2 separate regions of the Homo sapiens genome follow, and region 2 is linked to region 1. Evidence: read pairs that join two places in POLR2A ChIA-PET (ENCODE). Cell type or tissue: HepG2. All regions are shown on one strand. Links, peaks and the distances in the headings refer to the core of each region. The heading gives the core; the rest is flanking DNA.

Region 1 (11,882 bases), core at 3,883-11,882:
GAGTTTGAGACCAGCCTGGCCAACATGGTGAAACCCCATCTCTACTAAAACTACAAAAATTAGCTGGGTGTGGTGGTGTGCGCCTGTAGTCCCAGCTACTCAGGAGGCTAAGGTATGATAATTGCTTGAACCCGGGAGGCGGAGCTTGCAGTGAGCGAAGATCATGCCACTGCACTCCAGCCTGGGTAACAGAGTGAGATCCTGTCTCAAAAAAAAAAAAAAAGGAAGTGAAAAAGGAAAGGGAGAAGGCCAGAATGGAAAGGAGCTAAAGACAGACTGAGCAAGGCAGAGTTGGAGGCCAGCGCAGGAAGGGCTCAAAACATTTGCAAGGACAGTTCACATCCCACTGGTATGTCAGCTTAGATTTAAAGCACTACCCAGAGTTATTCAAAGCCAGACAGGAGAACTGCAGGCATCAGAATGCCCTGGGGACGGGTCCAAAATGCAGAATCCTAAGCCCCTAAAGAGTCACTCTACGATGAGATCCAAGAATTTGGGCTGGATCCCACTTCTCCTGTCCCCTGCCCTCACCACTGAGGACCTAAAGCATAATAAAAGGGGACAATCTCTGCCCTAAATAATCCCTTTTGGCAGTTACTTTCTGTTTTCAAACTTCAAATCTGTCCTCTGGGACTAACCTAGGAGATGAGGGATAAGGGAATTAACATTTATGGAAAATGGAGGAACCCACATAGGCACCTGTGTTCACCTAATATTCCTTACCAAGCAGTGGGTGCTGCCATTATCTCCATTGTATGGATGAGAAAACAGGCTTAAAAGAGGTTAATCGACCAGGTGCGGTGGCTCACGCCTGTAATCCCAGCACTTTGGGAGACCGAGGACAGCGGATCACGATGTCAGGGGATCGAGACCATCCTGGCTAACACAGTGAAACCCCGTCTCTACTAAAAATACAAAGAAAAAAAAAAATTAGCTGGGCGTGCTGGTGGGCGCCTGTAGTCCAAGCTACTCAGGAAGCTGAGGCAGGAGAATGGCGTGAACCCGGGAGGCAGAGCTTGCAGTGAGCCAAGATCGCGCCACTACACTCCAGCCTGGGCGACAGAGCGAGACTCCATCTCAAAAAAAAAAATAAAATAAAATAAAGAAAAAAAGAATTAGCTGGGCATGGTTGCGCACGTCTGTAGTCCCAAGCTACTCGGGAGGCTGAAGCAGGAGAATTGCTTGAACCCGGAGGCAGAGGTTGCAGTGAGCCAAGATCACGCCACTGCACTCCAGCCTGGTGACAGAGCGAGACTTCGTCTCTAAAAAAAGAAAAAGAAAAAGGAAAAAAAAAAAAAGAGGTTAAGTAACTTGGGCGGGGGCGGCCAGAGCCACAGAACTAGTAAGTGATAGAAGTAGGATTCTCACCTAGTTCTTTCTGATGCTAGTTGGAGAGGCAGCTTTGTTCAGTGGGTTTTAGAGCCAGGGCTGCTTAGGTTTGGATCTCACCTCTATCCCATATTATTTGCTGGGACTTCCTTAAAACAGTGTGGGGCTCAGGGCAACCCAATGAGTATGGGGCTAAGACAGCTGCCACCGAGTCAGCATTTTTCACAGGCCCCTCGAGATAGCACTGAAGACAGAAATTTCTAAATTGAATTTTATTGATGTTCAGGAAAGAGAAGTCAGTCACAACCCCCCTTGGCCCTCAGCCCCAAGCAGAGAGCCCAGAGTGTGTGACCTCAGGCAAGTACCAAAACCTCTCTGTGCCTCAGTTCCTCATCTGTAAATTGGGGCAAATGTCAGTTGATGTGAGGATTAAATATGATGATATCCTGGCTGGGCACAATGGCTCATGCCTGTAATCCCATAACTTTGGGAGGCTGAGGCCGCTGGATTGCTTGAGGCCAGGAGTTCAAAACCAGCCTGGCCAACATGGTGAAACCCCATTTCTACCAAATATACAAAAATTAGCCAGGCATGGTGGTGCATGCCTGTAGTCCCAGCTACTTGGGAGGCTGAGGCACAAGAATCGCTTCAACCCAGGAAGCAGAGGTTGCAGTGAGCTGAGATTGCGCCACTGCACTGCAGCCTGGATGACAGAGTGAGACTCTGTCCCAAAACAAAAAGAAAAGCAAAGCAAAGAAAGAAAAGGAGAAAAGAAAAGAAAATAAAAAGCTGATATCCTTTTTTTTTTTTTGAGACGGAGTCTCGCTCTGTCACCGAGGCTGAAGTGCAGTGGCACGATCTCGGCTCACTGCAAGCTCCGCCTCCTGGGTTCACGCCATTCTCCTGCCTCAGCCTCCCAAGTAGCTAGGACTACAGGCGCCTGCTGCCACATTTGGCTAATTTTTTGTATTTTTAGTAGAGACGGGGTTCAATAAAATGAAGCGAAATGGGGATGAAACATAATGAACCACAGCAGTTTTCTGTCCCTACTGTTCCCACCCTTCTGGGGAGCAAGATTTCAATGGAATCTTCTGGTGCTTCTCCCGACATCTCTTGCATGTCTCATTGTTTTTATTATTATTATTATTATTTTGAGACACAAATGAGCTAAGCGCTACTTCGAATTATTAAAGCCCATATCACTGGAGAAATAAGATCCCTATTCTGAACACCTAGCAATAAGTACCATAATATACTTTACCTCTTCATCTTCCTCATCCAGGTATTTTATTTTAATACTATTCAGATCAAATGAAACTTTTACCTACAAAAGAAATACACATTTAAAGGCAGGTTATAATGTACATAGAAGTCAAAGGATGAGTTGGGCATATTTCATTACATACTAAATATTTTATATGGTTAAAAAAATCCACAAAATCAGAAGACAACAAACAACCATCACAACCCACAGCAAAGGGTTAATATCTGCAACACACCCAGAGTATCAGCAAAACTGCTAATGATACAATTAACAACCCAGGAAAAAGTATACATAAAATTCATAGAAGAAGTCAGAACACCTAACAAATACCTCAGAAGACTTTCAAACTTTCTGGTGGTCAGAACAATGCAAATTGAAAGCAATGAAATGTCATCTAATCAGAACAGCAAATTGTGTGTATGTGTGTGAGCACAAAAAATGGGAAGACTTGGGTTCTAGACACAGCTCTGGCCCATTACTAGACATAAAACTGTGAGCAGGTCAGTTCACCTTTGAGCTTCAGTTCTTTAATCTGTAAAATAGGTCTAATATGTCTGTTTTGCCGATCTCACAGTGTTACCATAAGGATCAAATTAAAAATGAATATGCAAGTTCTTTCAAAATGTCATTCAAATATAAAAATATTATAATACAGGCCAGGCACAGTGGCTCATGTCTGTAATCCCAGGATTTTGGGAAGCAGAGGCAGGCAGATCGCTTGAGTCCAGGAGTTCGAGACCAGCCTAGCCAACATGGTGAAACTTCGTCTCTAATAAAAATACAAAAATTAGCTGGGTGTAGTGGCGCAGGCCTGTATTCCCAGCTACTCAAGAGGCTGAGGCAAGAGAATTGCTTGAATCTGGGAGGCAAGGTTGCAGTGCGCCAAGATCATGCCACTGCACTCCCGCCTGGGTGATAGAGCGAGACTCTGTCTCAAAAATAAAATAAAAAATTGGCCCGGTGTGGTGGCTCATGCCTGTAATCCTAGCAATTTGGGAGGCTGAGGTGGAAGGATCGTGAACCTAGGAGTTGAAGACCAGCCTGGGCAACAAAGCCGGACCCTGTCTCCTTAAAAAAATTAAGTTCAATTAAACATTTTTAAAAATAATAAACCAGTCATTAGAACCATAAACCTGTACTGTTTTTGACAATGTAATGCACTGCCCTGTAAAACACTACAATTAAGACTGTTATTTTAAGGACCCTGAAGTCTGTGAAGATCAGGCACTTTTTTGAAACCCTAAGATAATTATCCCCCAGTTTTCTCCATTCTTTGTTTCTACCTAGAACCAAGTTCACCACCAAAACGCAGTCCTGCTGACGTCAAGTATTCATTCATATGACATGTAATTACTGGGGTCGTTAAAATTTGGGCAGAATCTTTGTCAATTCACCAGGACCTTAGGCAAAAAATCAGGAAAATGAAGTGACTGACTCAGTCTGCCAAAAGCGGATATTCTGAAATACCACTTTCCAACTTTAAGAAACACTTCCTGCCAGGTGCGGTGGCTCACGCCTATAATCCCAGCACTTTGGGAGGCCGAGGAAGGCAGATCACGAGGTCAGGAGATCGAGGTCATCCTGGCTAACGCGGTGAAACCCCCATCTCTACTAAAAACACAAAAAATTAGCTGGGCGTGATGGCGGGTGCCTGTAGTCCCAGCTACTCGGGAGGCTGAGGCAGGAGAATGGCGTGAACCCGGGAGACAGAGTTCGCAGTGCACTAGCCGCGATCGTGCCACTGCACTTCAGGCTGGGCGACAGAGCGAGACTCAGTCTCAAAAAAAAAAGAAAAAAAAGAAACACACTTCCCTACTCGTTAGGGAAATTAATCTTCGTCTCTTTTTCTCAAATTACACAATTGGAAATTAATTTAGATATTCTGGAGCTCCTCCAGCTGGTGGGCCAACTAAGAGAAAACAGGAAGTGGGAGATTCTAGCTTAGCTGGACCATATCCAGGTCTCCATAAGGAACTCTCTTTGGCTGGCATGTAAAAAAATTCTTTCAGCAAGAGCATTAATCTTGAACGTGTGTAAACACGAAAGCTATGGTTAACCCTACCTGCTCCTTAGGTCTACAGCCAGTAGAGTCAGATAGCTGGGTCCTAGGCCTTCAGCTTTCATAATTGACATTATTGTTAAGTCCATGTGACTGACTCACCTTGTCTTGGCACAAGTTAGCTTTTCCTCCACATCGATTTTTTTTTCTTTCAGCCTCAACAAAATCCCTTTAATGAAACAAACCTGGCAACCCGAACTTTGGTTACTGTCTCCACCAGAGGCCTGTACAAGCCAAGTTATCCAAGCTGAGGCCGGGAGTGGTGGCTCATGCCTGTAATCCCAGCACTTTGGGAGGCCAAGGCAGGAGGATCGCTTGAGCTCAGGAGTTCAAGACCAGCCTGGGCTGGTCTTTGAGAAAGCGAGACTTTGTCTCGAAAAAAAAAAAAAAAGTGTGGCCTGAAAGTTGAGTGTTTGACAAAAAGGAGAAACAGTGCCTTTCCAAAACCAAAGGTCCCTAACCAAGATCTCTTTAACGGGGTCTCGAAAAAAGGAGAATGGGATGAGAAGGATATATGGGTAGTGTCATTTTTTAACTTGCAGATTTCATCCTAGTCTTCCAGTTATCGTTTCCTAGCACTCCATGTTCCCAAGATAGTGTCACCACCCCAAGGACTCTCTCTCATTTTCTTTGCCTGGGCCCTCTTTCTACTGAGGAGTCGTGGCCTTCCATCAGTAGAAGCCGGATGTTCTTGTGTCCGAAATTGGTGGGTTCTTGGTCTCACTGACTTCAAGAATGAAGTTGCGGACCCTCACGGTGAGTGGTACAGTTCTTAAAGATGATGTGTCCAGAGTTTGTTCCTTCTGATGTTCGGACGTGTTCAGAGTTACCTCCTTCTGGTGGATTCGTGGTCTCGCTGGCTTCAGGAGTGAAGCTGCAGACCTTTGCGGTGAGTGTTACAGCTCTTAAGGCGGCATGTCTGGAGTTTGTTCGTTCCTCCCGTCTGGAGTTGTTCATTCCTCCTGGTGGGTTCGTGGTCTCGCTGGCTTCAGGAGTGAAGCTGCAGACCTCTGCGGTCGGTGTTACCAGCAGATAAATGCTATGCGGACCCAAAGAGTGAGCAGCAGCAAGATTTATTGCAAAGAGCACAAGAACAAAGCTTCCACAGCGTGGAAGGAGACCAGAGCGGGTTGCTGCTGCTGGCTCAGGCAGCCTGCATTTTTTTTTTTTTTTTTTTTTTTTTTTGAGATGGAGTCTCCCTCTGTCACCCAGGCTGGAATGCAGTGGTGCAATCTGGGCTCACTGCAAGCTCCGCCTCCCGGGTTCACGCCATTCTCCTGCCTCAACCTCCCCAGTAGAGGGGATTACAGGCACCCACCACCGCACCCAGCTAATATTTTGTCTTTTTAGTAGAGTCGGGGTTTCACTGTGTTAGCCAGGATGGTCTCGATCTCTTGACCTCGTGATCCACCCCTCTAGGCCTCCCAAATTGCTGGGATTACAGGTGTGAGCCACTGGCACCCAGCGGGGCAGCCTGCTTTTATTCCCTTATCTGACCCCACCCACATCCTGTTGATTGGTCCATTTTACAGAGAGCTAATTGGTCCGTTTTGACAGGGTGCTGATTGGTGCATTTACAATCCCTGAGCTAGATATACACAGAGTGCTGATTGGTGCATTTACAATCCTCTAGCTAGACATAAAAATTCTCCAAGTCCCCACTACATTTGCTAGACACAGAGCACTGATTGGTGCGTTTACAAACCTTTAGCTAGACACAGAGTGCTGATTGGTGCATTTGCAAACCTTGAGCTAGACACAGAGCACTGATTGGTGCATTTACAATCCTTTAGCTAGACACAGAAGTTCTCCAAGTGCCCACCAGATTAGCTAGATACAGAGTGCTGATTGGTGCATCCCCAAACCCCAAGCTAGACACAGAGTGCTGACTGGTGCATATAAAATCCTCAGGCTAGACATAAAAGTTTTCCAAGTCCCCATCTGACTCAGGAGCCCAGCTGGCTTCACCTAGTGGATCCTGCGCAGGGCTGTGCCGGGCGCCTGCACTCCTCTCAGCCCTTGGGCAGTCGATGGGACCGGGCGCTGAGGAGCAGGGGGCGGTGCCCGTCGGGGAGGCTCAGGCCACGCTGGAGCTCACAGGGGTTGGGAGGGGGCTCGGGCATGGCGGGCTGCAGGTCCTGAGCCTTGCCCTGTGCAGGGCGGCTGGGGCCCGGTGAGAATTCAAGCGGGGTGCAGGCGGGCCGGCAGTGCTGGGGGACCCGGCGCACCCTCTGCAGCTGCTGGCCCGGGTGCTAGGCCCCTGACTGCCCGGGGCCGGGGGTGCGGGGCCCGCTGAGCCCGCGCCCACCTGGAACTCGCGCTGGCTGGCGAGCGCTGCGCGCAGCCCCAGTTCCCACACCCGCCTCTCCCTCCACACTTCCCCGCAAGCAGAGGGAGCCGGCTCTGGCTTCGGCCAGCCCAGAGAGGGGCCCCCACAGCGCAGTGGCGGGCTGAAGGGCTCCTCCAGCACGGCCAGAATGGACGCCAAGGCCGAGGAGGCGCCGAGAGCGAGCGAGGGCTGCTAGCACGTTGTCACCTCGCATTCTGAACCACAGACTCTCCAACTCTCCGGCGCTTTTCGCCCACTCGGTCCCTCAGAACACGAAGGGCTCTCTCATCCTGTCACTAAAACGATTAGCTGTCCGGAGACACGGAAAAAGTCGCCCCTCTTCTTTGCAGGATTCCTCCCTTGAACTTCTCCAAACCCTCTTAGTGTGACGTGACCCCACCCCTAGCTAACCCAGGCTGCTTCCTTACCAGCTTCCCGCCCCCTGGGGAGGCGGCAATGCAAAGACCGTCCGCTGCCAGCTCTGCCGCTATCTCTGTGGGGTGAATCTAACATGGCGGACAAAGACAGTAACTAGTCCCGTTTCTCCGCGTTTTCGCCAAGAAGATTGGCTCTTACCACTTGTCCCTCAAAACGACCACCCCATTGACTGGTGGCGATTGCGTCGACGGAGACGGGGCAAAAGCAAGCTGAACCCGAAAAATAACAAACACTGGGGCTGAGGGGTGGAACTACGAGTGCGCAGACATGGGCCAGAGCGCATTTCCCCTGCCCCAGGCAAATTCGGCGCTCACTGCGTCCCCGCAGGCCACTGACCTTACAAGACTACTTGCCCCAGACTCCTGGGGCTGGATGGGAATTGTAGTCTCCCTAAAGAGTTGTACGTATCTTTTTAAGGCCTAGTTTCTGCTTTCAAAATACGAAAACATAACACTCCAGTCCATAACTGTTGACAAGTACAAGCGCGCACAGGTCTCCAATCTATCCACTGGATTTCCGTGAGAATTGTGCCCGCTCTGGTATTGGATGTTCCTCTCCATAAGACTACAGTTTCTAAGGAACACTGTGGCGAAGACCTTTCATTCCGCAACGCATGCTGGAAATAATTATTTCCCTCCACCCCCCCAACAATCCTTATTACTTATATTTACCGAAACTGGAGACCTCCATTAGGGCGGAAAGAGTGGGGGATTGGGACCTCTTCTTACGACTGCTTTGGACAATAGGTAGCGATTCTGACCTTCGTACAGCAATTACTGTGATGCAATAAGCCGCAACTGGAAGAGTAGAGGCTAGAGGGCAGGCACTTTATGGCAAACTCAGGTAGAATTCTTCCTCTTCCGTCTCTTTCCTTTTACGTCATCCGGGGGCAGACTGGGTGGCCAATCCAGAGCCCCGAGAGACGCTTGGCTCTTTCTGTCCCTCCCATCCTCTGATTGTACCTTGATTTCGTATTCTGAGAGGCTGCTGCTTAGCGGTAGCCCCTTGGTTTCCGTGGCAACGGAAAAGCGCGGGAATTACAGATAAATTAAAACTGCGACTGCGCGGCGTGAGCTCGCTGAGACTTCCTGGACGGGGGACAGGCTGTGGGGTTTCTCAGATAACTGGGCCCCTGCGCTCAGGAGGCCTTCACCCTCTGCTCTGGGTAAAGGTAGTAGAGTCCCGGGAAAGGGACAGGGGGCCCAAGTGATGCTCTGGGGTACTGGCGTGGGAGAGTGGATTTCCGAAGCTGACAGATGGGTATTCTTTGACGGGGGGTAGGGGCGGAACCTGAGAGGCGTAAGGCGTTGTGAACCCTGGGGAGGGGGGCAGTTTGTAGGTCGCGAGGGAAGCGCTGAGGATCAGGAAGGGGGCACTGAGTGTCCGTGGGGGAATCCTCGTGATAGGAACTGGAATATGCCTTGAGGGGGACACTATGTCTTTAAAAACGTCGGCTGGTCATGAGGTCAGGAGTTCCAGACCAGCCTGACCAACGTGGTGAAACTCCGTCTCTACTAAAAATACAAAAATTAGCCGGGCGTGGTGCCGCTCCAGCTACTCAGGAGGCTGAGGCAGGAGAATCGCTAGAACCCGGGAGGCGGAGGTTGCAGTGAGCCGAGATCGCGCCATTGCACTCCAGCCTGGGCGACAGAGCGAGACTGTCTCAAAACAAAACAAAACAAAACAAAACAAAAAACACCGGCTGGTATGTATGAGAGGATGGGACCTTGTGGAAGAAGAGGTGCCAGGAATATGTCTGGGAAGGGGAGGAGACAGGATTTTGTGGGAGGGAGAACTTAAGAACTGGATCCATTTGCGCCATTGAGAAAGCGCAAGAGGGAAGTAGAGGAGCGTCAGTAGTAACAGATGCTGCCGGCAGGGATGTGCTTGAGGAGGATCCAGAGATGAGAGCAGGTCACTGGGAAAGGTTAGGGGCGGGGAGGCCTTGATTGGTGTTGGTTTGGTCGTTGTTGATTTTGGTTTTATGCAAGAAAAAGAAAACAACCAGAAACATTGGAGAAAGCTAAGGCTACCACCACCTACCCGGTCAGTCACTCCTCTGTAGCTTTCTCTTTCTTGGAGAAAGGAAAAGACCCAAGGGGTTGGCAGCAATATGTGAAAAAATTCAGAATTTATGTTGTCTAATTACAAAAAGCAACTTCTAGAATCTTTAAAAATAAAGGACGTTGTCATTAGTTCTTTGGTTTGTATTATTCTAAAACCTTCCAAATCTTAAATTTACTTTATTTTAAAATGATAAAATGAAGTTGTCATTTTATAAACCTTTTAAAAAGATATATATATATGTTTTTCTAATGTGTTAAAGTTCATTGGAACAGAAAGAAATGGATTTATCTGCTCTTCGCGTTGAAGAAGTACAAAATGTCATTAATGCTATGCAGAAAATCTTAGAGTGTCCCATCTGGTAAGTCAGCACAAGAGTGTATTAATTTGGGATTCCTATGATTATCTCCTATGCAAATGAACAGAATTGACCTTACATACTAGGGAAGAAAAGACATGTCTAGTAAGATTAGGCTATTGTAATTGCTGATTTTCTTAACTGAAGAACTTTAAAAATATAGAAAATGATTCCTTGTTCTCCATCCACTCTGCCTCTCCCACTCCTCTCCTTTTCAACACAAATCCTGTGGTCCGGGAAAGACAGGGACTCTGTCTTGATTGGTTCTGCACTGGGGCAGGAATCTAGTTTAGATTAACTGGCATTTTGGCTTTTCTTCCAGCTCTAAAACAAGCTCCATCACTTGAAATGGCAAAATAAAATCATGGATGAGGCCGAGGGCGGTGGCTTATGCCTGTAATCCCAGCACTTTGGGAGGCCAAGGTGGTAGGATCACGAGGTCAGGAGATCGAGACCATCCTGGCCAACATGGTGAAACCCCCTCTCCACTAAAAATACAAAAATTAGCTGGGCGTAGTGGCATGTGCCTGTAATCCCAGCTACTCAGGAGGCTGAGGCAGGAGAATCACTTGAACCAGGAGGCAGATGTTGCTGTGAGCCAATATGGCACCACTGAACTCCAGCGACAGAGCTAAACTCCATCTCAAAAAAAAAAAAAAAAAAAAAAAAACATGGATGATCGGTGTCGTTGAGAGGATAGGTATTTGGAAGAACCTTTGTTTGAAACTGGCTCTGTACATACAATGAAATTACATACTTATTTACATACAATGAAATGCAGAGGTTTTTTTTTTATATAGGATCTCTGTCGAGAGGCTGGAGTGCAGTGGTGCTATCACAGCTCACTGCAGCCTCAACCTCGTCAGGCTCAAGCAATCCTCCCACCTCAGCCTCCAGAGTAGCAGGGACGATAGGTGTGCACCACCATGCCCAGCTAATTTTTGTATTTTTTTTTCTTTTTTTGAGATGGAGTCTTGCTCTGTTGCCCAGGCTGGAGTGCAGTGGCGCGATCTCAGCTCACTGCAAACTCTGCCTCCCGGGTTCATGCCATTCTTCTGCCTGAGCCTCCTGAATAGCTGGGACTACAAGCACCCACTACCACGCCCGGCTAATTTTTTGTATTTTTTTTTCTTTTTTAGTAGAGGCGGGATTTCACCGTGTTAGCCAGGATAGTCTTGATCTCCTGACCTTGTGATCCACCCGCCTGGGCCTCCCAAAGTGCTAGGATTACAGGCATAAGCCACTGCGTCCAGCCATTCTTGTATTTTTCTGTTGTAGAGATAGGGTTTTGCTATGTTGGCCATGCTGGTCTCAAACTCCTGACCTCAAGTGATCTACCCTCCCTTGGCCTCTCAAGGTGCTGGGATTACAGGCCTGAGCCATTGCACCCAGCCATGGTCTAAAAATCTTGATTGAAATACCACCTTTTCATTTCCAGACACCCCTATTTAAAATTACCACACCCCCAGCACACACTTTATCTTCTATTCCTGCTGCTTCTCCATAACACTGATTACTAGCTGACATTCTATGTAATGTATCCATTTTTTATCTCTAGTCCCACAGAATGTAAACTCCAGGATGGGATTTTTGTTTTGTTTACATACATCTGTATGTTCAGTAGTTAGAACGGTACTTGGGACCTAGTTGCCACTCAATAAACATTTGTCAAATAAATAATAAACTAAACTAAATTAGTTCTTTAATTTTTTTAAATATGGTGATGGTTAGTAGTGAGTAACATTCAAAAAATAAGTTGAAAAGTTGTACCATTGCCTCTTACCCACAATAAAAAAGGGTAAATTCTTTTCTGCTTTATGAAAGTTGTTTTTCATATTTGAAGTCAAGTTAATCAGATTAAGGAAAATGTATGTTGTGTTTTCAGAGCGATACAAGATTTATAAATAACCATCCTCTCCCTTGCCCTTCAACATTATAGCTAAACAAAAATAAGAGGAAAACAGGATTCACAATTTATCAATTTATTGAAAATCAGAGCCAGAGAAGCAGGAAATGACATTGTAGGAAAAAACTGCTTTTG
Region 2 (8,000 bases), core at 1-8,000, 57 kb after region 1:
AGGCTTGGTGGCTTATGCCTGTAGTCCCAGCTACTCGGGAGGCTGAGGCAGGAGAATCGCTTGAACCTGGGAGGCAGAGGTTTCAGTGAGCTGAGATCGCGCCATTGCACTCTAGCCTGGGCAACAAGAATGAAACTCCATCTCAAAAAAAAAAAAAATCAGCTGGAAGGTGGCAAACACCTGTGGTCCCAGCTACTCAGGAGGCTGAGACAGGAAGATCACTTGAGTCCAGGAGGTCAAGGCTGCAGGTGAGCCATGTTTGTGCCACTGCACTGCAGCCTGGATGACAGACCGAGACCCTTCTCAAAAAAAAAAATATTACCCGTACTCTTTTTTGAGACGGAGTTTCACTCTTGTTGCCCAGGCTGGAGTGCAATGGCGCAATCTCGGCTCAGCGCAACCTCCGCCTCCTGGGTTCGAGCGATTCTCCTGCTTCAGCCTCCCCAGTAGCTGGGATTACAGGCATGCACCACCACGCCCGGCTAATTTTTTGTATTTTTAGTAGAGACAGGGTTTCTCCATGTTGGTCAGACTGGTCTCGACCTCTTGACCTCAGGTGATCCGCCCACCTTGGCCTCCCAAAGTGCTGGGATTACAGGCCTGAGCCACCGCACCCGGCCTGTACTCTTATTCTTTAATAATAAAATATTTCTGTGTTTCTTTAGTCATTTTACATAAACTTTTATTTATTTATTTATTTTTATTTATTTATTTTTTTGAGACGGAGTCTCGCTCTGTTGCCCAGGCTGGAATGCAATGGCTCAATCTCAGCTCACTGCAAGCTCTGCCTCCCGGGTACACGCCATTCCCCTGCCTCAGCCTCCCTAGTAGCCGGGACTACAGGCGCCCGCCACCACGCCCAGCTAATTTTTTTTTTTGTATTTTCAGTAGAGACAGGGTTTCACTGTGTTAGCCAGGATGGTCTTGATCTCCTGACCTCGTGATCCACCCGTCTCGGCCTCCCAAAGTGCTGGGATTACAGGTGTGAGCCACCGTGCTCGGCCCATAAACTTTTATTTTTAAAATAATGTCATGATAAATAATATTGCTTAGGTGTCTTTAATATATTAGTAACATTTCTGTTTTATTGTACATCAACATTTATATTCAAATTAATGGGTGAAGAGTACTCCATTGGACTAGGTATATCGTAATTTAATCTCCTATTATTGGACAACTACATTGTTTCTAAAATTATACTATTCCTATGACTAAACCTTTGCATATATCTTTTATCTCCCTAGGATATATTTCTAAAACTAGCATTGTTGACTGAAAGTGTAAATACGTGTTAAGGTGTTTGCTACATAATGCCATATTTCCTTTTTAGGAAACTAAGCTACTTTGGATTTCCACCAACACTGTATTCATGTACCCATTTTTCTCTTAACCTAACTTTATTGGTCTTTTTAATTCTTAACAGAGACCAGAACTTTGTAATTCAACATTCATCGTTGTGTAAATTAAACTTCTCCCATTCCTTTCAGAGGGAACCCCTTACCTGGAATCTGGAATCAGCCTCTTCTCTGATGACCCTGAATCTGATCCTTCTGAAGACAGAGCCCCAGAGTCAGCTCGTGTTGGCAACATACCATCTTCAACCTCTGCATTGAAAGTTCCCCAATTGAAAGTTGCAGAATCTGCCCAGAGTCCAGCTGCTGCTCATACTACTGATACTGCTGGGTATAATGCAATGGAAGAAAGTGTGAGCAGGGAGAAGCCAGAATTGACAGCTTCAACAGAAAGGGTCAACAAAAGAATGTCCATGGTGGTGTCTGGCCTGACCCCAGAAGAATTTGTGAGTGTATCCATATGTATCTCCCTAATGACTAAGACTTAACAACATTCTGGAAAGAGTTTTATGTAGGTATTGTCAATTAATAACCTAGAGGAAGAAATCTAGAAAACAATCACAGTTCTGTGTAATTTAATTTCGATTACTAATTTCTGAAAATTTAGATCTAGATAAAGCTATAGTGTGGATTATTTTATGTATATTTACTTGAGAAAATAATTATTAAATATTAGTGGAAAAGCTATACTTTGGGTATGATATAGGACTTTCGAATTGGAATTTTCCTTTCTATCTGTAAAAGCAAGTAGGTATAGTTTTATTCCCCAGAAGGCATCTTTTTCTCCCCCTTGTCTCACATGGGTGAATTTACCAGCATATTTAACTAAATTCAGACTGGTTCCAAATGTACTGCCAGATAGTAGCATTTCTCTAGTGTTTGTTTTCATCCTGGCTTGTAAGAATGCCCTGCCACTTCTGCCCTGCAATATCCCTTGCTATTAGGATTTTGGCATCACCTTGGGTCCTTAATGCCAGAAATGGGAATTGCTTCATACTGTGGAAAAATACCCATTAAAATATTAAGACCAGTAAAACCTCGTTTCTGCTTGGGCTATTTGTGGATTTCAGACATCCTGAGAAGTTTACCACCCCTGTAATTAATTGTCATTGTCATCACTTCATAATAAAAATAATTGCATGGCCGGGCATGGTGGCTCAAGCCTGTAATCCCAGCACTTTGGGAGGCTGAGGTGGTCAGATCACCTAAGGTCAGGAGATCAAGACCAGCCTGACCAACATGAAGAAACCCCATCTTTACTAAAAATACACAATTAGCCGGGCGTGGTGGCGCATGCCTATAATCCCAGCTACTCAGGAGGCTGAGGCAGGAGAATTGCTTGAACCCGGGAGGCGGAGGTTGCGGTGAGCCGAGATTGCACCATTGCACTCCAGCCTGGGCAACAAGAGCGAAACTCTGTCTCAATAATAAGAAGAAGAATTGCGTGAATATTTCTTTAAAACTATGATGAGATAACATACCAGATTATCAAATGGATTCAGTAGTGGGTGTGCCATTTATTGCACACTGAGAGATGACCAAGTCATTCTGAAATATCTTTATTAATATATCCTTCCTAGGATTTTTCATCCTAACTTCTCCATAGGTAGTTACTTAGCATAACATCTCTGTGGCCAGATGTATCCCACTACTAAAAGGGCAAAGTAAGCTGTGGCTGCCCTGGTAGATACAATGAGTAAGTGCACAGTGATGGCTATAAATGTTTTCATCTCATAATCCCATGTCCAGACCAGCAATTTGCTCTGAAAGCTCTTACCTGTGTCTGTTTCAATGGCTCTTGATCACTTGCCTGCACGTCCAGAATTCCTTATTTATTCATTGAAAATTAGCGTTCTTTATCCCTTTGTTTTGCAAGTTCAGCTTTTTAGAGATGGCTAAAATGGTCTAATCTTTCTTGGCAAAGGCAATTCTGAGCTGCAGATTAGACTACAAGTGGCTTGGGTACATGTTGTCTTTAAACAAGCGAAGAGGAAAACTTTGAGCTCTATTCAGACTTGGTGAAGTGTGGTAAATTTATGATGAAAGCTACTGACTGTATTACACATGATTAATTCTGAAGCCCATATTAAGATGATCTTTTCAGCAGTTCAGCATTGCTCTTCTAACTGAACAGTTTCAAGGCTGGGATTTCAGCAATTAATCAGTTCAGAATTGCTAATGATCCTGGCGGAGGGTGGTAGCAAAAGGGGGAGGATGTCATTAGCTTCTCTAGCCTGCCTTTTTTCAGTGCCCTGTGGCAGTATGGAGTGAGGCAACATGAAAGAAAGATGGCCTGACCTTCATGGCAGTATTGTGCAACACGTAAATACTGGTGTGAGTGGCTGTGGCTATGGCTAGTAAATGATGGCCCTTGGTAAACAAAGTTATTTATCAGACAATACCTACCAGCTAGGTCAACTGTGCCCATAATTGATCTGGTTAATTTCTTTTGCTGCCTATTGATTTTTATTTGGTTGATAGATAATAGCTAGAGGACTCTAAATTTCTTTGGGGAAGAACATGAACCCCTTCTAAGCCTTCTTACGAGAGAATTGATCGCTTTTGCACTGACCTTTAGTAACATCCTGATTTCAGTGTTTTGTAACTATCAGAGGGTTGAGTCTTGGTTTTAAGCCATGTATATCTGTAGCATAACTTTCTGTGTAGGCTAGTTACCTCTCAGCTTATAAAGTGTAGGCTGATAAATTTATAGTACAGTAGAGTGTCACTATGCAAAGAAACGATCTTAGGGAATCGAATGATATCTGCTATTAAAGCAAAATTAATATATATTTTTTCTTTTTACTTTTTTTTTTTTTTAAAGACATGAAATCTCACTGTATTGCCCAGGCTGGTCTTGGTCTCAGACTCTTGAGCTCAAGCAGTCCTCCCACCTCAGCTTCCCAAAGTGCTGGGATTATAGGCATGAGCTGCCGTGTCTGGCCCAGTATATATTTTTTAAGTTTTAAGTTTTGTGGTACGTAGTAGGTTTATAATATTATTTTGAATCCTTAGTTGTAATTTTATGTCTGCTGATGTGTACATAATTTTTATTAAACTATTTATTTGAGACTTCAGGTATCTTTTTTTTTTTTTTGAGACGGAGTCTCGCACTCTCGCCCAGGCTAGAGTGCAGTGGCGCCATCTCGGCTTACTGCAAGCTCTGCTTCCTGGGTTCACGCCATTCTCCTGCCTCAGCCTCCTGAGTAGCTGAGACTACAGGTGCCCGCCACCACGCCTGGCTAATTTTTTGTATTTTTAGTAGAGACAGGGTTTCACCGTGTTAGCCAGGATGGTCTCGATCTCCTGACCTTGTGATCTGCCCGCCTCAGCCTCCCAAAGTGCTGAGATTACAGGCGTGAGCCACCGCGCCCAGCCGAGACTTCAGGTGTCTTAGAATTTTTTAAATGTACCCTTTCTGAGAAAAACAGAGACTTAAAGCTAGGATAACTGGTATTCTATTTTTTTTTTTTTTTTTTTTTTACCTCCAGCCTGGGTGACAGAGCAAGACTCTGTCTAAAAAAAAAAAAAAAAAAATTCACTTTAAATAGTTCCAGGACACGTGTAGAACGTGCAGGATTGCTACATAGGTAAACATATGCCATGGTGGAATAACTAGTATTCTGAGCTGTGTGCTAGAGGTAACTCATGATAATGGAATATTTGATTTAATTTCAGATGCTCGTGTACAAGTTTGCCAGAAAACACCACATCACTTTAACTAATCTAATTACTGAAGAGACTACTCATGTTGTTATGAAAACAGGTATACCAAGAACCTTTACAGAATACCTTGCATCTGCTGCATAAAACCACATGAGGCGAGGCACGGTGGCGCATGCCTGTAATCGCAGCACTTTGGGAGGCCGAGGCGGGCAGATCACGAGATTAGGAGATCGAGACCATCCTGGCCAGCATGGTGAAACCCCGTCTCTACTAAAAAATAAAAAAATTAGCTGGGTGTGGTCGCGTGCGCCTGTAGTCCCAGCTACTCGTGAGGCTGAGGCAGGAGAATCACTTGAACCGGGGAGATGGAGGTTGCAGTGAGCCGAGATCATGCCACTGCATTCCAGCCTGGCGACAGAGCAAGGCTCCGTCTCAAAAAAAAAAAAAAAAAACGTGAAAAAATAAGAATATTTGTTGAGCATAGCATGGATGATAGTCTTCTAATAGTCAATCAATTACTTTATGAAAGACAAATAATAGTTTTGCTGCTTCCTTACCTCCTTTTGTTTTGGGTTAAGATTTGGAGTGTGGGCCAGGCACGGTGGCTCACACCTGTAATCTCAGCACTTTGGGAGGCCGAGGCGGGTGGATCACCTGAGGTCAGGAGTTCGAGACCAGCCTGGCCAACGTGTTGAAACCCCGTCTCTACTAAAAATATAAAAATTAGGTGGGCGTGGTGGCAGGCACCTGTAATCCCAGCTACTCAGGAGGCTGAGGCAGCAGAATCGCTTGAACCCAGGAGGTGGAGGTTGCAGTGACCCAAGATCGCACCATTGCACTCCAGCCTGGGGACAAGAGCGAGATTCTTGTCTCAAAAAAAAAAAAAAAAAAAAAAGGTTTGGAGGGTGGTGAGCTGAGATAGTCAACTATTAACTCCTATCTACCTGCTGGGACTACACTGGTGAGGTGGAGCCTAAGTCCTAAAACAACAAGTGAGGCAGCTGGACGCGGTGGCTCGCATCAGTAATCCCAGCACTTTGGGAGCCTGAGGCGGGCAGATCACAAGGTCAGGAGTTCGAGACCAGCCTGGCCAATATGGTAAAACCCAGTCTCTACTAAAAATACATAAATTGGCTGGGCGTGGTGGTGTGCACCTGTAATCCCAGCTACTTGGGAGGCTGACACAGAAGAATTGCTTGAACTCTGGAGGCTGAGGTTGCAGTCAGCTGAGATCCTGCCACTGCACTCCAGCCTGGCGACAGAGTGAGACTCTGTCTCAACAACAACAAAAGAAAGAACAAGTGAGGCAAAACCTGGAGACCCCAGCTTCATGTAACACCTAGTTTGAGTATTGTTGAGAGTTTTTCAGGAAAAAAGTCTGATAACAGCTCCGAGATAGTCTTAACATATGAAAAAGCAAAAAAGGGAGGAGACAGATCATTTGTCCTATACCTTTCTCTTTTAAGGTTTTAATTATAACTTGTGTAATACAGGAGACCTCTGGGTGTTTTTAGTTGACTATAAACTAAATCTGAGTACACATTTCAGGGCTGCTAAAAATGCTTATTTGAAACTGGGCCGTATTAACACAAGCAGAGGCTCTGGAGCAAGTGAAGTACAGATCCAGAGCCCCACTGTATTCTCCAATGGAGTGATTGCCTGAAAGATGATGTCAGTTTTAAGCACCGTGCTTGGTTTTTAACATGGTCACTGACAAATTGGAGAGTGTTTATCCAGAGGTAGATGGTAAAGATACATAAAAGTAACTTGAAATACTGTCTTTTGAAGAAGAAATGAGAAGATTTAAGGAAATAAGACACTGTCTTCAAGTATCTGAAGAACCGTTACCCGGAAGAGAACTGTTATCTGGAACAGGATTAAGACTCACTCATGGGGCTCCAGAAAGCAGACGAGTGCATGGAGGACGCAGAAGATGCAGATTGTGTGGCTCAACTCTAAAATCTTTCTAACAAAATTAGTTCTCTGGATGTGTTCCAGTTCACTTGATGATGATTCTTTTGTTTTTGTTTTTGTTTTTGAGGTGTAGTTTTTCACTCTTGTTGCCCAGGCTGCTGGAGTGCAATGGCACGATCTTGGCTTGCTGCAACCTCCCCCTCCCGGGTTCAAGCGATTCTCCTGCCTCAGCCTCCCGAGTAGCTGGGATTACAGGAATGCACCACCATACCTAATTTTGTATTTTTAGTAGAGACAGGGTTTTTCCATGTCAGTCAGGCTGGTCTTGGACTCCCGACCTCAGGTGATCCACCTACCTCGGCCTCCCAAAGTGCTGGGATTACAGGTGTGAGCCATCGCGCCTAGCCTATGATGATTCTTTTCACAGAGATACAGGCACTTAAGGAGAGGATCTAAACCCCTTGGACACATTGCCGTTGAACTTCTAAGATCTTAGGTTTCCACTTACTCATGAAAATTATACCACAGGGTCAGAGGGTAGTGTTCATTGGAGCCAGGTGCCAGAACAAGTTATTACAAACTACTATTTTAGAGAAAAATGTCATTAAAGTTTAAGATACCTTAAGCTATAGGTTTGCATCAAAGTTAATGAAAGGTAAAAAGATGCCAAGCGTGGTGGCTCAGGCCTGTAATCCCAGCGCTTTGGGGGGCCAAGGCGGGCAGATCACGAGGTCAGGAGATCGAGACCATCCTGGCTAACACGGTGAAACCCCATCTCTAGTAAAAATACAAAAAATTAGCCGGGCATGGTGGCGGGCATCTGTAGTCCCAGCTACTCAGGAGGCTGAGGCAGGAGAATGGCATGAACCCAGGAGGCAGAGCTTGCCGTGAGCTGAGATCCAGCCACTGCACTCCAGCCTGGCTGACAGAGCAAGACTGCATCTCAAAAAAAAAAAAAAAAAAAAATGCAAATCAAATCTAAAGTAGTTCAGTCTTTAAACTCAAAGCCAATACATTTGCTTTGAACTACAAATGAACTGAAGTTTTTAAGTGTAATAAATGTTACTA

What was found. Peaks named below come from ENCODE experiments on the same cell type or tissue, not always from the same donor. Only the 100,000 strongest peaks of a DNase experiment are listed, where the experiment ranks them.
Region 2: POLR2A ChIA-PET joins it to region 1 with 19 read pairs; 9 of 35 experiments call an interaction of 5 or more read pairs at or near these places.

Annotation. Positions count from the first base shown.
Region 1 is chr17:43,121,979-43,133,860 of GRCh38, reverse strand. It overlaps BRCA1 (BRCA1 DNA repair associated), which reads left to right and starts at 8,497. Exons shown (of 23, transcript NM_007294.4): 1 at 8,497-8,590; 2 at 9,746-9,844. The coding sequence starts at 9,765. It overlaps NBR2 (neighbor of BRCA1 lncRNA 2), which reads right to left and starts at 8,304. Exons shown (of 8, transcript NR_138145.1): 1 at 8,091-8,304; 2 at 2,591-2,653; 3 at 1,138-1,262; 4 at 724-905. RefSeq lists enhancers at 6,305-7,118, 8,047-8,136, 8,266-8,290, 8,187-8,316, 8,423-8,445, silencers at 7,125-7,142, 9,166-9,201, cis regulatory regions at 7,167-7,196, 7,547-7,576, 8,253-8,261, 8,423-8,445 and promoters at 8,246-8,512, 6,756-8,512. In HepG2, for the core only: CTCF peaks have their summits at 4,408 and 9,271; DNase peaks (open chromatin) are centred at 7,440, 8,340 and 9,280; H3K4me3 peaks cover 3,004 bases.
Region 2 is chr17:43,064,726-43,072,725 of GRCh38, reverse strand. BRCA1 (BRCA1 DNA repair associated) reads left to right here. Exons shown (of 23, transcript NM_007294.4): 15 at 1,488-1,798; 16 at 5,031-5,118. Among named protein-coding and RNA genes, the nearest start is that of RND2, 43 kb to the right of the region's middle. RefSeq lists a silencer at 483-688. In HepG2, for the core only: no CTCF peak of the experiment used is centred there; a DNase peak (open chromatin) is centred at 3,655; H3K4me3 peaks cover 371 bases.